Regions from separate parts of the Homo sapiens genome. Here region 2 is linked to region 1. The links are chromatin contacts, found by Hi-C in ENCODE. All regions are on one chromosome and are shown on one strand. Each heading gives the region's core, a stretch centred on a gene start or an enhancer-like site at or near the end of the contact. The rest is flanking DNA. Distances are from core to core; before and after follow the strand shown.

Region 1 (6,130 bases), core at 1,748-4,247:
CAATAGCCAAATAAACTTAAAGCAATTCATCTGTCACTGATGAAACACATATTGACTGATTCATGTTTATCCACAAAACATAAAAAAAAAAAATCTGCCTTCTCTTTAAAGATGATTGAAAATGGAAACCAAAATGACACAGTATGTAAAAGTGCTTGATAAACATTTTAATTCTAAGATATTGTAAGCCAGCTAACAGTAAAGTTTACACAAAGAGAACGGTGAAATACAAGTAATGCTCTAACGTGGTAGGGCAAGAGTAGGAAGGCGGTTAGCCGTAATTAATTTGGAGTCTAATCCTAGTTCAACCATTAAGTACTAATAACCTCATAACACAAGTCACTAATGTCCACTGAGCCCCTATTTTCTTATTTAGAAAGTGAAAGAACCGGACTACAGATATTTCCTAATTCAATGGGTACTACCTTTGAAGACATGGGAACAGACCTATGAGGTGTCAACACTATTACGTATTTCTTCACAGGTGTGATTAAATGAGAAGACTCATTTTTATCCCTCATTCATCAGATTAGTGAGCTGAAGCCTTGTCATCTACCAGCAACTCACAGCTAATATGAGTAAAAGCTGGAAGCACAAAGCGGGTCTTCAAACTCTGAATCCAGTGCGTTTCTCAATTAGGTATAACTGAGCGTCTGTGTACTATGAAAATGTGATGGTGCCAATTTTCTAATGTACACATTTGCTGTGGTAGAAAGAAAGGCAGTCATTCATTCAATACATTAACTGATAGGCACAGTTCTTTCTGGGTGCAAAGAGTAAAGCAGTGAATAAAAGAAAACACCGCCGGGTGCCACGGCTCACGCCTGTAATCCCAGCACTTTGGGAGGCCGAGGTGGGCGGATCACGAGGTGAGGAGTTCGAGACCAGCCTGGCCAACATGGTAAAACCCCGACTCTACTAAAAATACAAAAATTATCCGGGCGTGGTGGCGGGCGTTTGTAATCCCAGCTACTCGGGAGGCTGAGGCAGGAGAATCGCTTGAAACTGGAAGGCGGAGGTTGCAGTGGGCCGAGATCACGCCACTGCACTCTAGCCTGGGCTAAAGAGTGAAACTCAGTCTCGAAAAACAAAACAAAACACCACGACCTCATTGAGGTCACACTGTGGTTGGGAAAGACCACCAAAGTAAATGTGTAAAATATGGGGTACGTCAAAGTGGTAAGTGCTATGGAGAAAAACGAACAAGGATAACAAGCAAGGATTCGGCAATTTGCAATTTACTTCTTTTAAGCCAAACGGATGCCATTTAAAGAACTATAACAATAATGCATCTAAAGTAGTTTTCTTCAGCATTTTCCCAAACAGGGAAGACTTTGGTCTGCTGACTCCAATTTGGGATGGGTTGCTCAAACCTCGGAACTGCCAGCTAGAAGCTGTCTGTCACATTAGCAATCCAAATTCTGTACTAACGATGCTACCCCAGACCCTACTGCCGCCCCGCCCCCCCACCCCTCCACACTCCCCACCGCCAAAGAGCGCAAATGGATTCACAAAACAAATCCAAGAGAAACCAGAAGTTACAAGGGCACTTGAATTTCTTCTAAGTTTAGCACAGATATCTCCCCAATGCAAAGGTTAAAAGTGTAGCGTGCGTGGTGGTTTTGCTGGGACAAAGCGCTAAGAATACACATCATTTTGCTTTTTCTGACCTGTCAATTGTAGTGATATTCTCTACCACTAGCTTATATTTAACCAGCTTACTGGTCAGTTTCTCCAGTTTTTAGCATTCCCCCCTTTCCTTTTATTAAAACAGCAACCTAGTTTGCAAGAAGGTTGCTAAAAGAAAAGATAGTCTCCTGCAAGATCTGATACACTTGTATAAGCACTGTCTTATCAACCTTTTAATTAACCTGGTTAGTTGAGTTGGCAAATCAGGTTAAGCTTTGCTTTACTAAAGTATTAAAATGCCCTTTGTCGCAAGGCTCTCACGGTCCTCGGGTTGTAACAGCATCCTGAGAATTCGCTACAGTTTACTTCAACGTGTAACTCCTCTTTTAAACAGTTACCAGAATGGAGCGGAAAAGACACGTTTGGCAAGGAGAATTTCGCCCGGAGGTTCGGACTACCAACCCAAGGAGAACATCGAGAGGGTTTTCTCTGCCTGCACCCAGCGAGGCGCTGTCTGTCTGGCCTCCCAGCGGGCAGGGCGCTCCCCGCCTGGTTGGCGGCGCCGGCCCAGCCCCCGCGCGTGGATTCAGAGGCGAGCGACTGGCGAACTTCAGCGGGGACCGCGGGCCCGGCCTGGGCGAGGGGGTGACTCTTCCCCGGCGCGGCCTCGCCCAGCCCGCAGGTGCGGGTCCCGGCCGGCCCAGGACGGCGTCTGGGGGCCTCAGGGTCTCCGAGGTCGGGCGCTCGCCGCGGCGGTGGGAACCGGGAGGGACAAGGCGGGGGATCGCGGCCCGGGTCCGGGGACAACTCCAAGGGGCGCGGGGGTCCAGTGGGGAGCGCGGGCCTGGAAGCCACAGAGGCCGCCTGGGGGACGCGGTCAGCGGGGCCGGGTTCCGGCGCTTGCCGGGAGGGACGCCGCGCCAACGGTGACGCGGGGACCCCGGCGCCGGGGACAGGGGACAGGGTCTGGGGGCCACGCCCGGCCCGGCCGCCCCGCCTCCGGCTCCGGGCAGCACCGCCGCGCCCGCCCGCCGTAGCCCCCTCCCCACCTGATGTACGGGCTGGCCGCCGCCAGGATGTTCTTCTGCACCGGGATCTCCTCCCCGTCGAGGACCAGGTGCGCGTCGCAGAAGCGAGACTCCTCGCGGAAAGAGCTGAGCGCTCGCAGCAGACGCGCGGCGTGCTGAGGGTCAGACACGGCACTGCCCTCAGCCATCGCGGCGCCCGCTCCTCTGCCGACGGGTCCGGCTCCCGACACCGTCCGGCCGGACCCCTCGAGCGGCCCGAGTCCTGCGCGCGCGCCCGCCCGGCCCGGCTCTCCGCGCTCTGAGCAGAAGCTGGAGCCCCCGGGACGTGCCTGTGCTATCCGCGGCGCGCTGGGCCGGCGCCTTTAAGAAGCCGCGTCATGAAGTCATTTCTCCGCGACGCCCCCGCACCGTCGCTCCCCGCCTTCTCGCCTCCGCTGCTGGAGATGGCCAATCAGAAGCCTCCTTCCTCCGCCCGCCTGACCAGCTGCGGCTGGGTGCAGCGGAAGGTGTCTACGGATGAGATAGGTCGCTCCCGCGATGGAGGGATGTGCGGGCGGGCTAGGATTCCGTGGTTAAGCCTGTGGCCTCTGGAGCCGCGAGTTTGAATCCTGGTTGCAGCTGTTCCACTTACTAGCTCTGTGGCCATGGGTAAGGTGCCCATCCTCAGTTTCTCCGTCTGCAAAATGAAAGCGAATTCTTAGTGTTGTTGTGGACTCATGAGATGATGCATGGAAGCAAGGGCGAAGTCGCTGTAGCTTTCTTTATTTATGAGAGAAAAGGAGCTGCCCAGGTGAGAGGACAAAAACCCGAGAAAACAGACCCGGAAAAGATGGTTTTGGTTGCGGGCTAGGAAGGAGATGTAGCAGATGAAGCTGGAGAAGTCCGAAGGAGGCCTTAAATTTTGCAGGGCCTCCTTGGTGTGGGAAGGAGTTTGGTTTCTGCAGTGGTGAAGAACCATGGAAGTACCGTATTTAGCAGGGGATTTTGTGCAGGTCACTCAGCTCCTGCGTGGAGAATAAGGCGGGGATGGATGTGCTAAAGGCAGATCGATGCTTAGGTATTGCAGGACTAGAGAGAAGGGAATGGGCACCTGGATGAAAGGGTGATGCGGGGGCGGGGGTAGACAATAGTGGATTGTTTTAAAAGAAATTGTGAGGGAGAGGGAGTTAAGGATAAATATTCTGTTTGAGTAACTGCATGCATGTTTGCACCTTTCAGGGAGAGCTAGGAAATGCTGAAGGGGTGGGCAGTAGAGAGGCAGATGTTTAGATTCAGACAGGCTCCCAACCCAGTGAAGATCAAAGCTGTGATAGAAAGGATCGCTGGGTCAGCTCAGCTGGCAGGCCAAGCCCCACGGTATCTGAAGTTTCCCTGGAGGTTGCTCAGGGCACATGGGAGTGTGGAATGTAGCAACCATTTTGTGCAAACGTTAGGGACTCCATAAGCCTCTAAAAAATTAGCAATTGTATGAGGACTCCGGACCAGAAGAATGTGGCTAGCATTCCAGGCAAGACAGGATGGAATTTTCACTGTCCTTCAACCAACTGAAAGGCTCCAATAAAGTCTTGGGTATTTACCCTGAACCAGCCAAGGCTTTGGAGTCACTGGCAGGAATCCGAGTATCTAACTGTTTTCAGGGCAGAATAGATGGGGAGGGTACGGCTGTGGAAGACACATGCATTTCCACTTTCTTCTGTAAATGCAGCTCAGTGTTCCCGGATGCAATGATAAAGATGTCTAGGATTTGCTTCAAAACAAAACAAAGGGATGGGGAAGCAGATGGGAGTGTAGATGAGTCAAAAGTGGCCGCAAGTTACTAATTGTTAAAGCCACGTAATGGGGATGTGGAGATTCGTTGTACTGTCTCTATATTGTTGTGGATGTTTAATGGGGATGTGGAGATTCATTGTACTGTTTCTATATTTTTGTGGATGTTGAAAAATATTTTCTTCTTTCTTTTTTTTTTTTGAGATGGAGTCTCCCTCTATTGCCCAGGCTGGAGTGCAGTTGTGCAATCTCTGTTCACTGCAACCTCCGCCTCCCGGGTTCAAGTGGTTCTCCTGCCTCAGCCTCCCAAGTAGCTGGGACTACAGGCATGTGCCACCATGCCTGGCTAACTTTTGCATCTTTAGTAGAGATGGGGTTTTACCATGTTGGCCAGGCTGGTATCGAACTCCTGACCTTGTGATCCGCCCACCTTGGCTTCCCAAAGTACTGGAATTACAGGCATAAGCCACCACACCCGGCCGAAAAATATATTTAAAAAGGTAAGAAACACACAAGACAAGCAGCTTGGACTTATCTTCTCCATGATACCTACCCAGTATCCCTGTGAGCAGCTGACATTCCTTTCTCCAAGCAGTTGCTGTATTTTGAACATTGCTCGAGCAAGAAACTTTTTATAATGGGTTTATTTATCCATGTCACCTGCTATACTATGTTTATTGTAGCTCAGCATGATTTCCAGGTACCAAGCACAGTACTTGGTGCGTAATAGTGCTAACTGAATGTTGGATGGATGGAGGGATTAAAAAAAAGAAAAACACCTGAATATCAGACACTTAATAAATGTTTCTTGGGAGGCCGAGATGGGCGGATCACGAGGTCAGAAGTTCGAGACCAGCCTGGCCAACATGGTAAAACGCCGTCTCTACTAAAAATACAAAAATTAGCTAGGTGTGGTGGCAGGCACCTGTAATCCCCACTGCTCAGGAGGCTGAGGCAGGAGAATCACTTGAGCCCGGGAGGCAGAGGTTGCAGTGAGCCGAGATCACGCCATTGCACTCCAGCCTGGGTGACAGAGCAAGACTCTGTCTCAAAAAAAATAAAAAATAAAATAAATAAATGTTTTCTGAACTGTATTCTCTATCTGTTCTTAGTTAATTTGTGTTTGCCATTTTTAAAGTCAAAAACCAGGGAGAGTTCTCTACACAATGTAAATATTTGATAAGTACTTATTAATTGCTTATTGTGCTAGTCTATTCTTTAAATATCAGAGGTTCCAAAACAAAGAGCTCCAATAGTAGGATCACAGTCAGGTAACCAATTATCCGAGTAGGAAGGTTGCCTTAGTTGAAGTAACTGGAGGTGAATGGGGATTTGTCAGGCAGGCTCTTCCAGATAAAGGTGAACCTTCCCTGTTGTTTTGATAGAAGGAGGAAATGGAATGACCATCAAGAGAAAGGTAGTTGCTGGCTTGAGAGGATCATCTGTGCAACAGGCAGCTAAGCAGAAGAAGACTTTATATATATTTTTAATACCACCCACACTGTTGCTAGTATTCCCCACCACTCCATTGGCCTGGTGAACTCTTATTCATCCTTCAAAACCCAGCTTAACCATGGCCTTCAGGAAATCTTGAGCTGGCTTCCCAGGACAGAGTGGGTCAGTCCTCTGCATGCTCCTGCTGCTGTGCTGTACTCACCATACTGTACTGTAATTTACTGGTTTGTAAGTCATTTCCACTGCTGGGT
Region 2 (6,130 bases), core at 2,006-4,505, 880 kb before region 1:
TTTACTTTCTTTCCAATAGAACTCTGTGTGTTTTGGGTAAACACACGAAGAAGTGACATGAAACAGAAGTTGGAATCATTATGGTTAACCTGAGCATGTTGGAAACCAAGGATCAGCAGAATGTTATTATACACAACCCATAAATTGGAGTGAATGGTAAAACTAGAACAAGCATGAACTACTTACATTGCAAAATAGGCAGCAAAGTCTGGACAAAGACACCAACAATTTCCAAATAACCAATAGCTGATTGATGGTTAATATCTATGACACTAAAAATCCATATTTTCCTCTCCAGAGCATGGCCTCAGTGATGTTTGATTTTGATTGACTCATAGGGATAAATTGTTCAACTGGTCCAGACTGTCTTGGTTCACATCTTGGTTACATGTAAAGAAAGGAGCTAATGACTATCGCTTACCTTCACTCTTCTTGTTTGCACCATTTGAGGTACGAGCAGATCAATAAATAATAGCTCTCTCTTCCCTTCTCAAGTTAAGAACCTATCGAGAAACAAGACACAGAAGACAGACACATAGAGATCAAAATATCAGCTTTATTATTATAACTGATAAGACTAAGAGAATTTCGCTGGAGAATTGAGAACAAATGGACTTGCTAATACTCCTTAATTAGTCACATTTACCCACCAGTCCAAGGCATCCCTCCAGTACTCTAGGGCCCTCCCTACACAGGCTGTGGCTGCTTCTGTAAGTTTCTGACATATGTCAGTGTCCTGGAAATAGGAGAGGTCCAAGAAAGACAGTTAAGCAGATTTACTTCCTTCTTCAATCAAAGGCCAGGAGGGTCGGGCACCATGGCTCATGTCTGTAATCCCAACACTTTGGGAAGCCAAGGTGGGCAGATCACCTGAGGTCAGGAGTTCAAGACAAGCCTGGCCAACATGGTGAAACCCGATCTCTACTAAAAATACAAAATTAGCCAGGCATGGTGGCGCATGCCTGTATTCCCAGCTGGTGTGTGCCTGTATTCGCAGCTGGTGTGTGCCTGTAGTCCCAGCTACTCGAGAAGCTGAGGCAGGAGAATGGCTTGAACCCAGGAGGCAGAGGTTGCAGTGAGCTGAGATTGTGCCACTGCACTCCAGCCTGGGCGACAGAGGAAAACTCAGTCTCAAACAAACAAACAACACCAAAAACAAACAAACAAACAAAGAAGGCCAGGAATGTGACGATGGCTGTTACACCAAAGGCAATTCACTACGAAAACGTAAGTACACAGGCACTCCATACAGCAACCAATTAAATTCTATCAAATGTCCCACCAACAGCTATCATATGGTCCAAAGGTCGATAAGCTGAGGATTCCCTAAGTGATTCAAATTTACCTTGTAATACAGATATGAAACAAAATTTTAGGATTCCCATGAGGTTTTATAGATTTGTTTGGCCTTATGTGGGACAAAGGTAAGTTTTTCCTTAAGCACTCGAACTAAGCCAGAACGCTTGAAAATGGGTATGTTGCTTATTTGGGTTCTCTGATTAAGAAGACAATTCTTTCATCTATGCCTTCCAGAGCCCCCCAGACAAGCTCAGATCTATTTATGGCTTCTATTAGTTAGAGCAAGAATATTGTAAAGTCTCTGTTCTGTTTCAAACCAGACTTGGCTGAGAGCCTTTGTAAAATGCATCCATTCACTTTGCTCCCGCCATGAGTACATTAAATGCAATTTCATATTTCTTTGATGATTTATGCTCTTTGAGAGCCTCACATCATCATTTACATCAATGCTCACTGTTTGGGCCTAAATACACAGAGATAGAATATACAAACAATTGGATTAAGTGTGTCCTAACCATAAGACAAACTGTGGCTGACCAGGAAGACCTCTGAAATATACATATGAAAGATGATAGGAATACATTAAAAAATGATGATGGTGGTGGTGATTAGCACTTACTATGTGCCAGACACTCTTCTAAGCCCTTTATGTACATTCAATCATTTACTTTTAAATTTTTTTTTTTTTTTTTTTTTTTTGGAGTCAGAGTCTCCTTTTGTCATCCGGGCTAGAGTGCAGTGGCACGATCTCGGCTCACTGCAACCTCTGCCTCCCGGGTTCAAATGATTCTTATGTCTCAGCCTCCTGACTAGCTGGGACTACAGGCGCACGGCACCAAACTTGGCTAATTTTTGTATTTTTACTACAGACCGCATTTCGCCATGTTGGCCAGGCTGGCCTTGAGCTACTGACCTCAGGTGATCCACCTGCCTCAGCCTCCCAGAGTGCTGGGATTACAGGTGTGAGCAATCGTGCCTGGCCTCAAGTCCTTAAGTATTATTACCTCCATTTTATAGATAAGGCCAACTCAGGTTCATGGAAGTGAACTAACTTGCCCATGCTATAGGAAGTGAACCGCCAGGATTTGACCATGGATGGTGTGGTTATAGAGCCTTCATGTAAAGCCACAAACTGAAGCAAGGGAAAATATGTATTGAACTGAATCAACAAGATGGGAGAATTCATCCCTCAGTAAGTTGAAGTGAAATATGCTTAAGCCTTCATCCGCAAACTCAGAAACATACGCATGCACACACACACAAACACACATCCCTCTTATCAGCTACAATCAAAGTAAAAAGATAAACCTAAAAATCACAGACTCACTGCTTGGGGCAGAAGATATAACATTAACAAATAACAAAGAGAAAGTCATATATCTCCACTCCTGTTGTATTTCCACCTTCTTTATCAGGGACAATGATCTTTAAACCCAGGAGAGTTGAATAAATGTAGTTTAGAAGGAACTGAAGTATGAGATAGGTAAGGTGATAGCAGGAGACCATCTTGTTGTTTTAAATGAGTTTTTGTCTCCAGGCCTAAACAAATTACGTCCTGGAGTATGAAGAGCCTTTGCAGATGAAATCTAAGAGTCACTGTCAGTAATCTTTACAGGGTCGTAGAGAGTTGAAAAGGTGCTGGGGCAAGGTATTAGAGACATGTACTAGAGACGTGTAGAGCTAGGAAATTAGTATTCTAATTTTTCAAAATGAGGTGGAGGAAAGTGTATTCTGTGACCTACAGATCTGCACGCTTGATTTTGAAACAGGGTATGACTAGATGGTGTGTCAGCCCTTAAAAAGGAAGTGGTGATCACGAGGAACCAGGATGTATTCACTAAAGAAAAGTAACAGATTCTACATGCCTTCCTGTGTGTGTAGCTTTAAGGACTGGTGACAGTGAGGATGTCATGTGTACAGTAAGTGGTGGGAGAGCAACCTTGATGGGGCTCCCATCACCCCAAGGGCCACAAGGGTTGATTCATTCGATCTGGCTGGGTGATGGGTCCCCTCCTTTACTTTATGTTCCATGAAGTTGCACACTTGCTCAAGGAGAAACACCAGAGAGAGAAAGGCCGTCACATGGGCAAGGGAATACAAACCCTGTGCCTCCCCAGAATCCCCAGACAAGCTCAGATCCATCTGTGGTTTAGACTAGTTAGGGTAAGCATATTTACAAAGCCTCTTACTATTCTTGGAGATCTGATGGATAAGACAGTGCTTTTAAGAGAACAAATACCTGGTTGACCATTCATACCAAAAAAGCTTACATTTATGAATCAATGTCCTTCTGATTAGAACACTTTTCCTTCAGAGAGTTGCGCAGCTCATGGCCCCCCTCCATTAGGAGTCTACCTCAGTTTCACCTCCTTAAAGAGATCTTTAACCGTATGATATAAGATAGCATTTGCCCTCTAAATACACTGAATACCTTGTTTTCTTTTTCTGTATGGTTCATGTCATTATCTGACATCATATTATATATTCTAGCTCTTCTCACTATCTGACATTGTATTATATACAATATTATATATATTATGTATATATGTACATATACACATAATTTGTCTCTCTCCTGCTCTTGCAGAACCAACAAATTCTGTGTGAATTATGTCCCTGTGTTATTCAGTAGCCCTGGCCTTTTGAATGTGAACTCCATGAGGCCAGGGACTTTGCTGTCTTTTTTACCACTGAGTTCCTAGTCACTAGAAGAGTACTAAAACATAGATGTGCTCAATAAATATTTTTTGCTCAATAACATTTGTCAATTTGTGAATGTCAACCTGGAGAATGGTCTCTAGTGGCTACAGTGTTCTGTCCTTGGCCTTATCCAAAATATTAACTCTGACAGAAAAGAAGAAAGATAACAAGAAAATTGATTCTGATTCCCAGTCAAGAAAACATTTATCTTTATTATTGTTATTACTATCATCACCATTACCTACCATGTGATAGGCACTGTATTCTGCTCTAACACTATTGGAGATGCTCACAACAAAACTAAGAGGTAGAAATTATCATCTTCACTTTGAGATGAGCAAAACTGGGTTCAGGGAGTTTAAATAAGTGGCTAACATCAGACAGCAGTTACGTGATGAAGCTGGGATTAAAATTCGAGATCTGTCTCACTAAAAATTGTGTCCTTTTTTTTACAAGATGATGATAACACTTATAAAAACATGAGAAACCTACCTTAATTTGCAGCTGACTGGAAAAACTAGTACATCAGATGAAAAAAAATCAAGATTTTATGAGAGTCTGAGATTTGAATGGCAGGCCAGAATTCAAAAATATATATATATTAGGTATGAAGATGAAGTTCCATATACCAATTCTAAGCATCATATGCACGGATTGGGGGGAAGGGGGGAGAAGGGGGTGACGATAGTCATTTATTTGAAATAGACCAAGAGGCATCAATTGACCACAAGATTAGTCTAAACCAATAGTAATATGTGGCTGTAAAATGAACTAAAACAATCTTAAACTGCATTATCATGAATTTTTTTAAGGGAAGAGGGTTCCAGTTTTATTCTACAAAAGCTAGACCAGGAAAATGAAAGTTAAAATAGTGTTAAGACCCCTGGAATGGTGAAAATCTCATTATGAATGACATGATTAAAGGGCTTGGTAAACCTTGGCCTGGGAGAGAGAAGACTCAGAGATATGAAGATATCTATCTTCATATCTGAAGAACTGTCAAAAAAAATAAGAAAACATTCTCTGTTGTTCCTGATGAGTGAGACTATAGGAAAGAGGTTTGATTAAAAATACAAAGCTTACTAATAATTAGATGCCTTCCCCGGTATAAGTGAGTTTCCAATCTATTAGGGGAGATATTCAAGCAGAGGCTGTGTCACAATCTGGGCTGGAAACTCTAGTATCTACCCAAAGGGGTAGAAGATTAGGTTGATTTTAGGGGTTTGTTTTTTCAGTTCTATCTCCTACATGTGGTGACCTTAGTTTCTGAACCCCAAACCAAGACCTATGATCCTATAAAAGACTTTTTGTGTTGCTTCCAGATTTGAAAGACAGTCTAGCAGGTACAACCACCAAAATATCGTCGTTTCTAGGAGTTATCAGTGATGAAATAATGGGGAAAATATATGAAATTGGAACTTTCCAGGAAAGAGGAAGAAGTGAAATCACACTACAGCAGGCATTTACTTCTCTTTGAATACTCATGTTTCAACCAAGAAGGCAGAAACTCTGGGTAAAATTTCCTTTTTTTTTTTTTTCTTGCACAGCAAGTTTTCTGGAACTAATACTTCTTCCTCCAAAGGCTGAGTGCCAAAATATAATTACAAATATAATTATAATCTAGCTCATTCACATTAAGAAAGTCAAGAAGTCATTGGAAAAGCTTCTTGGAGCATCATCAAGATTTCCAGGCCCTACCACAGGAGCCATGCTAGCCCTTCCTTCATGACTTTGCTTCCACCTTTGTGCACACAGCAGATGTTCTAGTCTGCAGCTCATCAAGAGGCCAAACTATCCTTGTTCCTCCACCCTGGACCAGAGTGACTCCCCACCAACTCCCTATTTTGGGTTCTTGTACTAAGAGGTGAGGGGCCAAAGACTCCCCCTTGGCCAAATCTGGACTCTACTTCACCAGTAAGGAACTATTCAGACTGATTAAGATATTGTAATTCTGGATATCATGCATTGGGCTGGTATCAGCTGTTCCCTATTAGACTTAGACACAATGTTCTTTTCAATAGACTACTTTGTTTCACACTGACAGTCATTTTTCACCCCGCAGAATTTCAAAGCCAAGAATCCTGTATTACAATGTAAACAAACAAAATTAGACTCAAAATTGCCTTTTCTG

The links. Hi-C counts contacts between places; a loop is a spot of excess contacts on that map. Pooled maps may share reads with other maps.
Region 2: a loop to region 1 is called in a pooled map, with 5 times the contacts of the local background. The contact joins the enhancer-like site here to the promoter of GAN in region 1. A Hi-C loop is called at or near these places in 4 of 50 pooled maps.

What each region holds. Positions count from the first base shown.
Region 1 is chr16:81,311,829-81,317,958 of GRCh38, reverse strand. It overlaps GAN (gigaxonin), which reads right to left and starts at 2,997. Exons shown (of 11, transcript NM_022041.4): 1 at 2,679-2,997. The coding sequence starts at 2,845. RefSeq lists silencers at 2,121-2,390, 2,411-2,470, 2,611-2,950 and an enhancer at 2,961-3,160.
Region 2 is chr16:82,189,901-82,196,030 of GRCh38, reverse strand. It overlaps the pseudogene RN7SKP190. Among named protein-coding and RNA genes, the nearest start is that of MPHOSPH6, 23 kb to the right of the region's middle. Within about 2 kb of position 3,255, at least 5 of the 41 ENCODE cell types and tissues checked have a DNase peak (open chromatin) inside an H3K27ac peak, as active enhancers do.